Linked DNA regions of Homo sapiens: region 1 is linked to region 2. The links are chromatin contacts, found by Hi-C in ENCODE. All regions are on one chromosome and are shown on one strand. Each heading gives the region's core, a stretch centred on a gene start or an enhancer-like site at or near the end of the contact. The rest is flanking DNA. Distances are from core to core; before and after follow the strand shown.

The links. A loop is a pair of places that touch in the nucleus more often than their neighbours do. Pooled maps may share reads with other maps.
Region 1: a map with no recorded cell type shows a loop between it and region 2 (9-fold over the local background). The contact joins two enhancer-like sites. A Hi-C loop is called at or near these places in 3 of 37 single-sample maps with no recorded cell type and 5 of 50 pooled maps.

The regions. Positions count from the first base shown.
Region 1 is chr6:139,160,120-139,166,673 of GRCh38, forward strand. It overlaps HECA (hdc homolog, cell cycle regulator), which reads left to right. Exons shown (of 4, transcript NM_016217.3): 2 at 6,165-6,554. It also overlaps a transcript of TXLNB not described here. Among named protein-coding and RNA genes, the nearest start is that of HECA, 28 kb to the left of the region's middle. RefSeq lists an enhancer at 3,447-3,946. Within about 2 kb of position 1,957, at least 8 of the 41 ENCODE cell types and tissues checked have a DNase peak (open chromatin) inside an H3K27ac peak, as active enhancers do.
Region 2 is chr6:138,591,710-138,598,792 of GRCh38, forward strand. It overlaps a transcript of NHSL1 not described here. Among named protein-coding and RNA genes, the nearest start is that of NHSL1, 96 kb to the left of the region's middle. RefSeq lists enhancers at 1-16, 17-517, 1,503-1,797, 1,826-1,895. Within about 2 kb of position 1,647, at least 22 of the 41 ENCODE cell types and tissues checked have a DNase peak (open chromatin) inside an H3K27ac peak, as active enhancers do.

The sequences.
Region 1 (6,554 bases), core at 707-3,206, 570 kb after region 2:
ACTTGAAACTGAGATTTTTGCCCAGAATCACATGAACCCTGTTTATTTTAACTTGAGCAGAAGAAATAGAAGCTGGGTACTGACTACTTGATGATGAACCTAAAATACAGGCCTTGGAAGGTTTATATACTTTTTTAAACAATGCCAACTCTGTGTAAAGGAGCATTTTTCTGTTTTGCTTGTTAGATTATCACAGTTTAGATTAATGCGCCAAGGGAAGTTGGTGGCACAAGTGTATGATACCCTTCTCCCATCTCTCCTGTTGAAGATTTAATTGTGTCAGATCAATCTATATTCCATTTATGCCTTTGTGGGACTGCTGTTCTGTTTTTAGTTTGGAGACAAGGTTTCACTCATTGCCGAGGCTCACTGCAGCCTCAATTTCCTCGACTCACTTGATCCTTCCACCTCAGCCTCCTGAGTAGCTGGGACTATAGGCACATGCCACTGAGCCCAACTAATTTTTTAAAATTTTCATGGAGACGGAGTCTCACTATGTTGTCCAGGCTGTTCTCTAACTCCTGGCCGCAAGTGATTCTCTGGCCTCAGCCTCCCAAGTGCTGGAATTACAGGCGTGAGCCACTGTGCCTGGCCATACTTACTTATTTTCTAAACACCTGTATGGCATGTTCAAAACATTGGAAAAAGTAGAAAACATTGGAGCAGTTTGCATTTATCTGGGGAGTGAAATACAGCGGTATAAAATTATGGTAGCATATAAGCAAACATTTTTATGAAACTTTACTATTTATAAAGTGTTTTCATGTACATGAGCTGAATAGGGCAAGCATTTTATCCCCACTTTACAGATGAGGAAACAAAACTGCTCAATGTCAAACAACTAATCAGGAGCAGACCTGGCATCAGACACCTCTCTTCTGTTATTCCCTGCTGCTTTTCCAGTTTGGACAATGTGTGTGTGTGGTGTGTGTGTGTCGGGGACAGGGGTGGTGCTAATGAGGGAGGAAAGTATGTTTGAACCGAGCCTTGAAGGAAATAATGTCCGAGTTTAGAGGCCAACACACTTCAGCAAAAGCATTGTCAGACATCCTCTGACTATTCCCGAGGTCCACCCTGTTACCCCATTTTGCCTGTCTCCCTGGGAGCCTCACCCTGCTGGTGTGTCATAGGGTGAAGTGTCTGTTGTGTGTATTACTGGGTGTATTTAACATGCTCTTGGCTTTGTATTTGTTTTTGAAGCCTACCCACAAGGCCACATCAAAGTGGCTGACTATAAACAAGCAGGGCTGGCAAGTTGGAGTGGGGGCTCTTCATACAAGGAAGAGGTTTTCTGGTTAGGAAACAGTGGAGCATGGCTGTGAACATGACAAACACTGTTAAAGGGACAGGGATGGGGCACAGCTGTGGTACCTTGTCTGTGTTCCATGTGTGCACTTCTGTTAGACCATTAGAGCTCTTAGCTCAAGACCTGGCATGTAGGAAGTGCTCAGTATTGGTTAAATGAAATATTTGCTGCTTTTTGAAAAGACACAGAATTTTTCCTCTCTTAATCCACCTTTCTTTAGTGTGAAAATACTTTTCAAAGAAATATCAAGTCAGTCTCAACATTTACAGTTGGAATATTGTGAATGCAAATGTTAGTTAGATCTTCCTTTGACCTAATTTGATTTTATTGGTCTTGGGTTAGTAAAATTTGGTTATTGTGGTTACATTTCAGGGACGTTTACTTCAAGGCTCTTCATCTGAAGGATCAAGATAAAAACAACTACACTTAATAATTGACCAATTAACATTTTAAAGGCCTCTAAAGGTCACAGCCCAGGTGACTGGTGAATTTACTCAGTTTCAAACCACTCTTCTACTTCTTTTTGTTGTGCTTCAGTACATCCAGGTCTGACTGTCTAGGATTACAGCTCTCTTTTTCACTTCTGCTCCTCTTGTCATGTGTGGGTTTGGTGAGCCAGTATCTTTAATGCGACTTTTTTCAGCACTGGAGTTTTACAAAGCCTGGGCCCAGTGGTGCCGGAAACACTAAGATGAGTAAGAGGCTTCCTCTCCTGAGTCGTCAGCTGGTGGGGATTATGAAGAGTCCCCATGATGAGGGACTCAAGTAAGATTGGGGCCAGACCATCAGGGAGGGGAGGAGAAGGGTTGGAGTCAGGATAGGGGGGCAATCCTGGTAAAATTGGTATGTAGAGAGGTGGGCCTTGAAGCAGTAGGAGTGGGGAGGAAGTTTACTAGATGCCAGGTGCTTTCTCAGCATTTCATGTGTATAGTTTTTTTCATTTCATTCTTCTGAACCATTTAAGGTACATTCTGTTGTTTTCTGCATTTTATACAGAGGAAACTGACACAAAGAGAAGTTAAGTAAGTTGTCCAAGAGCATGCAGCTCATAAATGGTCCTGCCTGGATTCCAACTCAGGCAGTCTGGTTGCAGAGTCTGAACTGTGAATTGCTGTCAGTGGCTGAATGGGATTTGGACAAATGAAGATTAAGGGGAAACCACGGTGATCAAATATTAATACATAGAGGTAGACAAATTGGTTTAGGGCCATTTTGCCAAGGCCCTGGAATCCCACACCTGAAGGGGATAATTGTAACATATGACAGAACTAATATTTGTATAGGCTTTATGGGTCCACATTGCCACCACCCTCTGCTGATTGATTTGGTGGAATGTTGTGTCTGTGGTTCAGTGTGCAGGGATAAGGTTGGGAAGGTTGTTGAGTAGAGGAGTCACATGGTTTGTTCCCTCTCATATGTCTTTAAGCTGTCGTGAGGTTTTGGCCTGTATTCCCTGAGCTCATGAACATGGTGTTAAGGCTCAGCCTCTGCTGTCTTCTGTACCCTGCCCATGCTCTTTCCCTGCCCTACAGTTACCCTCTGGAAAGAGTTTCCTGGAGTCTCCCTGTTTCTGCCTTTTCACCTCACTGTCTACCTCTGACCTGCCCTCCATCATTCCCGCTGGAGCTGTTCTCCGTGAGGAGACAGTGCCTGGCTCACTGCTCATTTTGGCTGGGACTTTTCAGGTTTATTGCATCCAGTGAATTCTTAACTCGGGGTGATTTTACCCCCTAGGGGATACCTGGCAGTGCCTGGAGACATTGAGTGGGGCTGGCCTCTACGGGATGGACAGTGAGGTTGCTGCTAGCTGCTAGACATCTTACAGGATGGCTCCCACAACAGAGATCCAGCCCAAATGTCTGTAGTGCAGAGGTGGAGAAGCACCGATGTTACCTGGTGCTCTGGGACATTTTGCAGTTCTCCATTCTTTTTTTTTTTTTTTTTTTTTAAAGGGAGTCTCACTGTGCCACTCAGGCTGGTGTGCAGTGGCACAATCTCTACTCACTACAACCTTCGTCTTCCAATTCAAGTGATACTCCCACCTCAGCCTCCCGAGTAGCTGGGATTACAGGTGTGCGCCACTACACCCAGCTAATTTTTGTATTTTTAGTAGAGATGGGGTTTCATCATGTTGGCCAGGCTAGTATCGAACTCCTGACCTCAGGTGATCCACCCGCCACGGCCTTCGAAAGTGCTGGGATTACAGGCGTGAGCCACTGCGCTGTCCCCTGACTGCCTGGACATAATTCTCTCCTGACTTGTTTTTCAGTAAATTCTGAGTTCATTTCTTACCAATCTCTGCAGGGGAATCTTCTCCTCCAGCCTTGGTTCCAGTCCTTGCATCCCAGGATTCTTTTCCTGGCCTCTGGTCTCTGCCCACTCCTCCCGTTTTTCTTGGGCATCTCATTAGTCCTAGGGATTTGACCTTCATCTGTGGGTGAGTGACTCCACATCTGTATTCACAGCTCTAGCTCTCTTGAGCTCCAGTCAAATTCATGTCTCCTCCACCTCAGTGGTACACAGGCACTTCTAAATCAGTGGGTCCTAAATAGGGCAGCCCTAAGTCTTTTTCCATCTTCCCTGTCCTGCTGTTCCCACATTGCTGTCCGTCAGCATGGACTCTCACACACACACACACACAAACACACACACACACTCTCTCTCTCTCTCTCTCTGAGCATCTTCTCACACTGCTCCTGAAGCACAGGCACTCCTTATTTCTCAACCCACAGCACCCTCCCTCTGGCCTCCTTACTTCCAGTCCCGTGCCCCACGCTGCCACCAGGGGAGCTTTCTAGAGCAGAACTCTGAGCCTGGGAGTCTGCCTTTAGCTTCTGTCATCTATACACATAATCTAAACTGCTTCATGACCAAGCCCAGTGGTTCCCAATTGGGAGAGTAGTATTTCCCTCCAAAGGGGCCCTTTGAAAGTGTTATGAACATTGGGGGTATCATGATGGGGAAGGTGGGGTGGGTGGGCTACAGATACTGAGTGCTCAGGCCTAGTGATGTTTGCTTCCTGTAGTGTGCTGGACTGGGCTGTCCAGTGCATTACAGGAAGAGAATTGTCCAGATGCCAGTAGTGCCCTCATTAAGAATTGGCGATGTAGTTTTTAGCTTCTGCCTAGAGGATGAGGAGAGAAATGCTGAGCACTGGTCCTGGAGAGTACTTATTTTGGGGATTGGGAGGCAAAAGAACTGCATGGTATAAAATCCTACGGAAATGCAAGCAAGAATGTAAGGGAGTGATGAATTGTATTGAAAATTGTAGAAATGCCAAGACACAAGTGGGGAAGGCTGTTAGTTGTGTGACTCCCTGAAGCACCCTTGTCATCCCAGCCTGTAAGCCACACTAACCTCCCCCCCACCGCCCCCCACCGCTCATACAACCGGCAGCCACTCTTTTGGGCCTGTGGCAACAGGTTTCCTTCCTTGGTCCTGCACTATGAGACTCTCAGTCTCCCAGTTTGGCCCCACATTTGGTCAGTTTTGCCATCTCTACATTAGCCCCTTCCACCTCTGGCCACCTTATTACACAGCTTCTTTTGTAAATAAAAATATCCCAAGCTGTGTCACAGTCAGCTAACGACAAGAACAGCAGCAACAACATTAATGATCCTTTATGTGCCAGGTACTGTGCTAAACTCTTTATAAGCATTTCTTATTTAATCTTCAAAAAATCTCTATAAGGTAGCTACTACAATTATGCCCATTTATGGTTGAGGAAATGGAAGATTAAACAGATGAAATAACCAGTTCACTTTTACACGGCTAGTATCCCATGGAACCAGGACTTATACATACATGTCCTTTTATTTCTCATTTTAAAAAAACAGATTTTATTTTTTAGAGCAGATTTAAGTTCACAGAAAAACTGGAGGTATAGAGTGTTCCCATATACCTCCTGCCCTCCTCCAGCCTCCCCCACTGTGAATACAGAATGGTACATATGTTACAATTGATGAACCTACATTTACACATCATTGTCATTTAATTTCATAGTTGACATTAGGGTTCCCTTTTGGTATTGTACATCCTGTGGATTTTGACAAATGTATAATGACGTGTATCTGCCATTATAGTATCACGGGAATAGATTCACTTCCCTAAAAATCCTCTGTGCTTCACCTGCTCATCCCCCACCCCCTGTGGCAACCACTTTTTTTTTTTTTTTTTACTGACTCTATCATGTCTTTTTGACATTTTAGAAATAAATTCTAAGCTCAGATGTTCAGTTATCATTGAATAGCTGTAAGGAATCAGTGGAGTTCCCATATCCATGAATCATGTTTATTTCTTAAGAATTGGGTTAGCGGATTCTACTTTCTGTCACCATGTTTTCTGTCCTTTCTGGGAACCGGCTTGGCTGTTTGCACAGTGTGGGACATGTGTGGGACATGTACTTAAGATAGAGTACAACTATGTTGTTCCCACTTCCTGTCCTGGTAGCTTTGGAAGAATTCTGGTTTTTTCCTTCACAGCCTGGCTTTGTAATTTTGTGTAGACCAACAATTAGTTTGATTCAATATCCCTGCCATTGGGTGTCAGACCACCTTAGACGAGAAATCGGTATGAGACCGTCTATGTTCCAGCGGCTTTCTGGTATTCAGGACAACCTAAAGCTCAGGATGAAGGGCGTTGAAGGTCCTTTTTAGAGATTCCACCAGACTGGTTGGTTAAGTAGCTTCATCATATTATTCCCTGGTTCACTGGAGTGATTCATCTTTAAAGGAACCCTGGAACTGCCTTTCATTATATTCATGTCTTAGAAAAACCTTATACCATACTGTTGCAAGTACAGGTTGAGTACCCCTAATCCAAAAATCTGAAATCTGTTCTCTCTTTATTCCTCCCCCAGAAGCCCCATGTGCCACTCCCCTGATCTGCAGCTTCGGTAGGCCGGTGGACCTGGAGAAGGACGACTACCAGAAGGTGGTGTGCAACAACGAGCACTGCCCCTGCAGCACCTGGATGCACCTGCAGTGCTTCTACGAGTGGGAGAGCAGCATCCTCGTCCAGTTCAACTGCATCGGCCGCGCGCGCAGCTGGAACGAGAAGCAATGCCGCCAGAACATGTGGACAAAGAAGGGCTACGACCTGGCCTTCCGCTTCTGCTCTTGCCGCTGTGGCCAGGGCCACTTGAAGAAGGACACAGACTGGTATCAGGTGAAGCGGATGCAGGACGAGAAAAAGAAGAAGTCTGGCTCCGAGAAGAACACAGGGAGGCCTCCTGGTGAGGCGGCGGAGG
Region 2 (7,083 bases), core at 397-2,896:
GTGTGAGCCACCCTGCCCAGCTAATTCATAAGTTTTCAATTGAGCGCGGTTCTAAGTCGCGTGATGAAATCTCCCACCGTCCTGCTCTGTCCAGCCCTGCACGTGCACGTGGATCATCCTTCTGTGCAGCGGATCCATGCTGTGGACACACACTCTCCTGAGTTACTGAACAGACTACTCGGTTATCAGATTGGAAAAACATAATGTATCTAGGGTTCCATAGGATCCATGGTTTCAGGCATCCACCGAGGGTTTTGGAACCTATCCCTCATGGATAAAGGGAGACGACTGTAACTTTGAAAGTTCCCATTTGAAAATGTTTTTTGGGTTTTTTGCTCAATTATTCCATGACAATAAATGCATTCTCATAGCTATAATCAAACTAAAGAGAATTTAATTATCACCCTCAAGAAAACTACAGTTTCCTGCTCCCCAAAACACAATATTAAATACCCATATTATCACTTTTCAAGATTGCACAGGTAATTTCTAATAGGTCCCACACCCACATCTCAAGGTCAATTTAGCCTGCATGAAAGAAAACAACTGAATGAAAATAGAACACAAGATTCTTCATATGCAAAAATGACTGTGTAAAAACTATATAGGCCAGGCACGGTAGCTCACACCTATAATCCCAGCACTTTGGGAGGCTGAGGCGGGTGGATCACTTGAGGCCAGGAGTTTGAGACCAGCCTGGCCAGCATGGGGAAACCCCGTCTCTACTAAAAATACAAAAATTGGCTGGGGTGGTGGCAGGCGCCCGTAATCCCAGCTACTACAGTCTCAGGCTGAGGCATGAGAATCACTTGAACCCAGGAGGTGGAGGCTGCAGTGAGCCAAGATTGCTCCACTGCACTCCAGCTTGGGCGACAGAGCGAGACTGTCGCACAAAAAAACAAAAAACAACAAAAAACAAAAAACAACAACAAAAAAAACCCCTACATATCCAGAACTAAAGAGTGAAAACTGACAAGTATGCAGGTAATTGCCCTTAAGGAAAAAGGTGTGTGGATATATTTTAGTGGGCTGGTCTAAATATTTTCTAAATATCGTAAGACATATGAAACAGGGTGGCTAGGAGCTGCTATTTCAGCTTTTTAAAAGCAATTGTGATGGAGCAAAAATTTTGCCTGTAGACAATAATTAACCTTTCTCCAAAAGCATCACATATATATCATTCTATATACCAAATGCCACAGCCACAGGAAGTCAGTTGCCCACAGCCTTATAAATCAGTTTACTTGCTTCCTCATTTTCTGTTATGGACTTTCCTAGCCAAACTCTGTCATGGCAGTTCACTTCAAAATTAAAAATAAAGTTGATTTAATGGAGCCTGGATGAATCCCATCTGAAAGCCATTAAAACATACACACCCACTTCCACACAAACCAGAGAATCAGTAGAATTCAAAGACTTATTGAATCCTGAAACTGTAAAGGATCCGAGTGACAAATAATTCACATGTCCTATTAATCACAGGAGGTAGACGGGTTCTGTGATTCCAGCACTGACACGGAGGCAGTCAGGAGCACTGCTAGGACTAGAATCCCGTTGTCCTTGCCCCAGTCCAGGCTCTGCCCACTCTCCCATGCTTCAGGTCTGGCTCTGAAGTTCGTGATTCCCCGTTCATAGTCTTCAAGTACATCAGTGAGTCACGTTTCCGTTTCCTCTCACTGTTCCAAATGCTGGGCTTTGGTAGCACAGAGTTCATTCATTCACAATCATGCTAATTCACTCATACAGAGAGAGAGTGCTGACGCACTTAGGAATTATGACTTAACATGCAATTCTCAAATCAGTGAGGCCAACGGCTAACTAAACTTAAAAATAAAAGGAAATCTAGCCCTTAGCACTCAAAATACTTCCTTTCAACCTACTGTAAAACAACAAACTCACTTTCATTAGGAGATGAAAAGTGAGTCATTTCTTTCTTCCAGTAGACGGTCTCCCCAGGCACAAACTCATGCACATTATATTTCATGGGACCTTTTAAATATTTACTTGTTAGCAGTATTCTTCCTTTCGGGTCAAAGATTATAGTATTTAGCAACACAAAGAAAGCTGAGGGATAGAGTTATGAATTAGTAAACTGCTTTGCCAAGCCTTCCATTTGTTAATTCAGTCCAACTTCAAAGAGGATTTTAAAGAGAGGTTCAGCTGTCAGAAATTAACTCTAAGAAAACTGCTGAATCAAAAAGTGACTTGGGCAGTTTTTCCCAAACTGGTGTTAAGGAAAAACTGTTCAGTTGTAGGTATAGGAGCAAAAAGTATCTTCCTATGCAAATAAGCTTAGGGCAAACAAAGTTTTTAAAAGGTTTTTTGTCTTGTTCACTACAGGACTTTCCCAGCCTTTGACATGCTAATGTTGCTGTAAATTTCCAGGGATGTGGTGGGGGTCAGTTTATTTTGATCACATTAATTATGTGGTTGGGGGATGTGGATAAAATAGGAGAAATGCACTACACTGATTCAGCAGCTTCTAAGCAACAGAGAAAGGGTTTGGCTAAAGTACTAGTATTTTTGGTATTCAGTAGCAAAGAACAGTTAGACTCTCATTCACAACTATTTCAGGACAAGGTGGGAGTATCTATTCAGTCATTTGGGAGAATGAAGCTACGTAGAACTCAATCCTTGAGAGCTTAATTTACTGCCAATAGGACTGCCAATTTCGCGGGGCTTCTGCAACTCCTCCCCGGCTCTAAGCAAAAACAGCCCCTGTACCTGTTCTTGGGGACTGACGTGACATCGTTGAGTGTTTTCCCTCAACTCTTTGATCTTCATGCACTTGTCTATTTCAATGTTTTTTGACCATGGCTGTACATCAGAATCACCTAGGGAGCTTTTCACTCCACAGATGTATGGGCCCATTGCCAAATCTACAAAATACAATACGATCCCCAATAAGCAGCACCGAGAGCTGAAAACCACTCTTCTGCTTCCTAGGAAGAGCTAGACAACAGACAAATAATTGAGAGGGTGTGTACTTTAAATTGAGCACGTTGACACTGACAAGGAAAGGGCTACATAGCAAGATTTTAATGAGACCCCAAGTTTACAGATTTCTCTGTATCACTCACTCAAAAGTGGACTTTTTCTTTTCTAGATGATTTTCACAAAGAAAGAAAAATGTACTTTGAAAGGAGCAAAGTGCTTAAAACAAGGAGTGCACCACAAAATCGTTCAGGGGCCGCCTGCTGTGGTTAGCTGGCTGCTGGTTCACACGTGAGCCCAGACCCTGTTCCCCAGCACAAGCCCCATCCAGCACATGACCCTAATTTGCAACTCAACATTTCACTATATGTCTTGGACCTTTGCAAGTCACTTTAGAAATTCAAAACCAGAGATTCCCACTATGCTGAAGCCAAGCCTACTGTACAATATACATCACAGGGTGTAGGCCTCTGCAGGCCTTCTAAGTACGTCAATCACCTACAGAAGATAAAAAGTGATTTTTTGAAAACCATTTTCTTTCTAAATAATATTTACTTAAGCTATTTTATGCATACAGTCTCTAGGCAGTATATGTCAGGAAAAGGACCAGCCACTAAGAAGAGGAAGAGAGTTAAAAGTAAAGATATAGGCTGGGTACAGTGGCTCATGCCCGTAATCCTAGCACTTTGGGAGGCCAAGGCAGGAGGGTCACTTGAGGTCAGGAGTGTGAGACCAGCCTGGGCAACATAACGAGATCTTGTCTCTGCAAAAAATATTTAAAAATTAGTTGGCTGTGGTGGCAAGCACCAGTAGTCCCAGCTACTCAGGAGGCCAAGGTGGGAGGATCACTTGTGCCCCGGGAGTTCTAGGCTGCAGTAAGCTGTGATCCTGTCACTGTGCTCTAGCCTAGGCAACAGAGTGACACCCTATCTCTTTTTTTAAAACAGATATATTAAGTCTTTTTTACAAAAGTGAATTTCAATAACTTCAATATCATAGGGTAACCTGGAATCAATTATAAAAAGATTCTCTCCCTCTTTCCTTTCTTGAATTTTTTTAATCAGCAGAAAAGATATTTATGTACAATGAATGGGTAAGAATAGCACAGCATACAGGTGAAGTTGAAAGATTTCGGAAACAAAACGCTGAGTCCTATGGAGACAATGGGTAAGAGAAAGTGGAAAGTGAGGGGTCCAGAGGTTGCCATGCCACCCTTGCACCTATGTGCCACGATCTGTATAATTGGCAGAGGGACTCCAACATGGCCCGACTTTCTCCTCCTTATTATTAGCATGGTGGTGTTTCTGGGTCTCTTCCTCTCCAACACTGCCCTTCTTCCCAACCCCAAGAGAAAAAAAGGCCATAAACCCTACTTGGAAGCTAAAACCAAAAAATATCCAGGATGAAAGTATGTTTTCCTTTGCAGGTCTTATGCAAAGGAAAAGGCATAGAAAGGTAATGGTCTGAATGCCTTCCAGTAGTCAATGGTCGATCCAAGGAATGCAAAGGGGCAGAGGAGGCAGAATCTACCTCTGCCTGGCAATGGAGTAAACCTAGACACGCTGCTGAAACCCACTGGACATCAGGACTGAACAACGAAGAGGTTAAATTACCTCCCCAGGGCTCTCCCAGCATTCCATCCAGGGTTCCCATCCACCAGCACTGACGCTACTTGGCAGTTTTGAATAAACAATACAACATCTCAACTATTGTTAAACTACAATGGGAGGCCTCCAGCGTCATGTGGAAATTATTTTTAAAATGAAAGCTTTTTCATCAACTGCATGAAAAAGCACTTAATAAATCCAGAAACAGTCTAAAAGGATTATGTGGACAAGTCAAAATGTGATTTTGATGGACTAAGTGGATTGCTGAGACACATCATGACATTTAAAACCAAGTGCAGAAACTGAACTGTATTTCATTTGTTAAAACGCTTAAGATTATAAAGGAGTGATACATTTGGCAAGGTAGCCAAGGTTCTTGAAAGAATCAGCAGCGCCGCAAAAGGACATCGAGGAGCTCAATGCAGCTAATTTAAGCAGACCTGCTCCTGAGAGGTGAACCAAGCTTGGTAAGTTTTTTAAGTTCACGTCCGTTTCTCACCCACATTCAATTGGCGGGGGTGGGGGGGAAGTTCTGAAAGCTTCCATGAGATAATCCTTTAAAATAGTCTCTAGAGGCAGCGGCAGCAGCAAATTATTCATTCCTACCTTGCGTGAGTTAAGCGTGACAGAAAAACTCTCTCAAGCAGAGTTTGAAGTGCTCAGGGTTCCCGCCTTGCAATCAGAAGTTAAGACCTACCAGGAGATTGAGATCAGCCTGGCCCACGTGGCAAAACCCTGTCTCTACCAAAAAATATAAGAAATTAGCCAGGTGTGGTGGCGGATGTCTGTAATCCCAGATACTCAGGAGGCTGAGGCAGGAGAATCGCTTGAACCTGGGAGGCAGAGGCTGCAGTGAGCCAAGATCACATCACGGCACTCCAGCCTGGGCGACAGAGTGAGATTCTGTCTCAAAAAGAAAAACAAAAAGTTAAGACCTGCAAACAGCGAATAGAATACAAAAGCCTAATTCAGTGCTGGCATATGAAGCATCAATCCATAAAAATGGCTGGTTAGTTTCCGAAGTTTTGATCTGGTGTCATATAGCCTAAAGAACAAAGAATTTACAGGAAATGATTTTAGGAGCCTGGAAATTTTAATTCCATCTCAGATACTGTTATTTCCTTTTAATAGTAAAATCTACGTAACTATTGATTTGACAAGTTTTTCATTTGGCTGCCTGTGCTATTAATCATCACGGAACTTTAGTCCAAAATTCAAATCAAACATCACCATACACGCCTCACTTCCAGGTCCCGGGTACATGTTGTTCGTTTCTGGTTATTCTAGTGTAGACTCCTTGCTTACTTTGGAATTTTGGCAGGAATTGTTCACCATTTCTGAAAAATCATATCACTGACCACCTAACCGCTTGTAGTGTTTGAGTCACTAGCTTTTCATCATGGTAATTCCACACACATGTAAGCATCCAACGGTTTCATTCCATCTTCCAGTAAGTACAGTTTTGTGTGAGCAATGAATATGAAAAGGTAAAAATGGCCTTCTTTAATTTCTCCTTACATTGCAGGTAGGACATTATATTGACTTTTTAAGCATGCATGAATAGATGTATTATATTGGCTATGTGATACTCATTTCAGGGTAGAAAAAAGATAATAAAAATATTTCTTATGACTGAGAAGCACTGACCTACAGGTTATGCCAGCACTTCCCCAGTGACGATGATAATGTCATCAGTGACCTTGATGATGATTTCCAGCAGAGAAGGCGGTGCAGGTGAAACTGTCCCCCACCTTAAAAATCAGCTTTTGGCAGGGCACAGTGGCTCATGCTTATAATCCCAGCACTCTCGGAGGCCGAGGCAGGAGGATCATAGGAGCCAGGAGTTCAGGACCAGCTCAGGCAACATCTCTACAAATAATTGTAGAGATACCCCATCTCTACAAATAATAATTTTTTAAAAAATTAGGCCAGGCGTGGTGGCTCACGCCTGTAATCCCAACAATTTGGGAGGCCGAGGTAGATGGATCACTTGAGGCCAAGAGTTCAAGACCCGTCAGGCCAACATGGTGAAACCCTGTCTCTACAAAAATACAAAAATTGGCCGGGCATGGTGGTGGTCACCTGTAGTCCCAACTACTTGGAAGGCTAAGGCAGGAGAATCGCTTGAGCCTGGGAGGCGGCAGTTGCAGTGAGTCAAGATTGCGCCACTGCACTCCAGCCTGGGTGGCAGAGCAAGACTCCATCTTGGAAAAAAAAAAAAATAGCCAGATGTGGTGGTGCACACCTGTAGCCCCAGCTACTCTGGAGGCTGAGGTCAGAAGATGGCTTGAGCCCAGAAGTTTGAGGCTGCAGTGAGCCATGAACATGCCACTGCACTCTAGCAGCCTGGACAACAAAGCAAGACTTCATCTGGAAGAAAAAAAAAAAAAAAAAAAAGCAGCATTTTTCTTTCTTCTAAGAACTACTAAAAATATATGTGAACATAGACCCTTTCTCCACAATGCTCATAGATTTGGATTTGCTGACCAGACTAAAACAACGTCCAGCGTTTCCTCATCTCTTTGTGGTAGGGTGGGTGAAG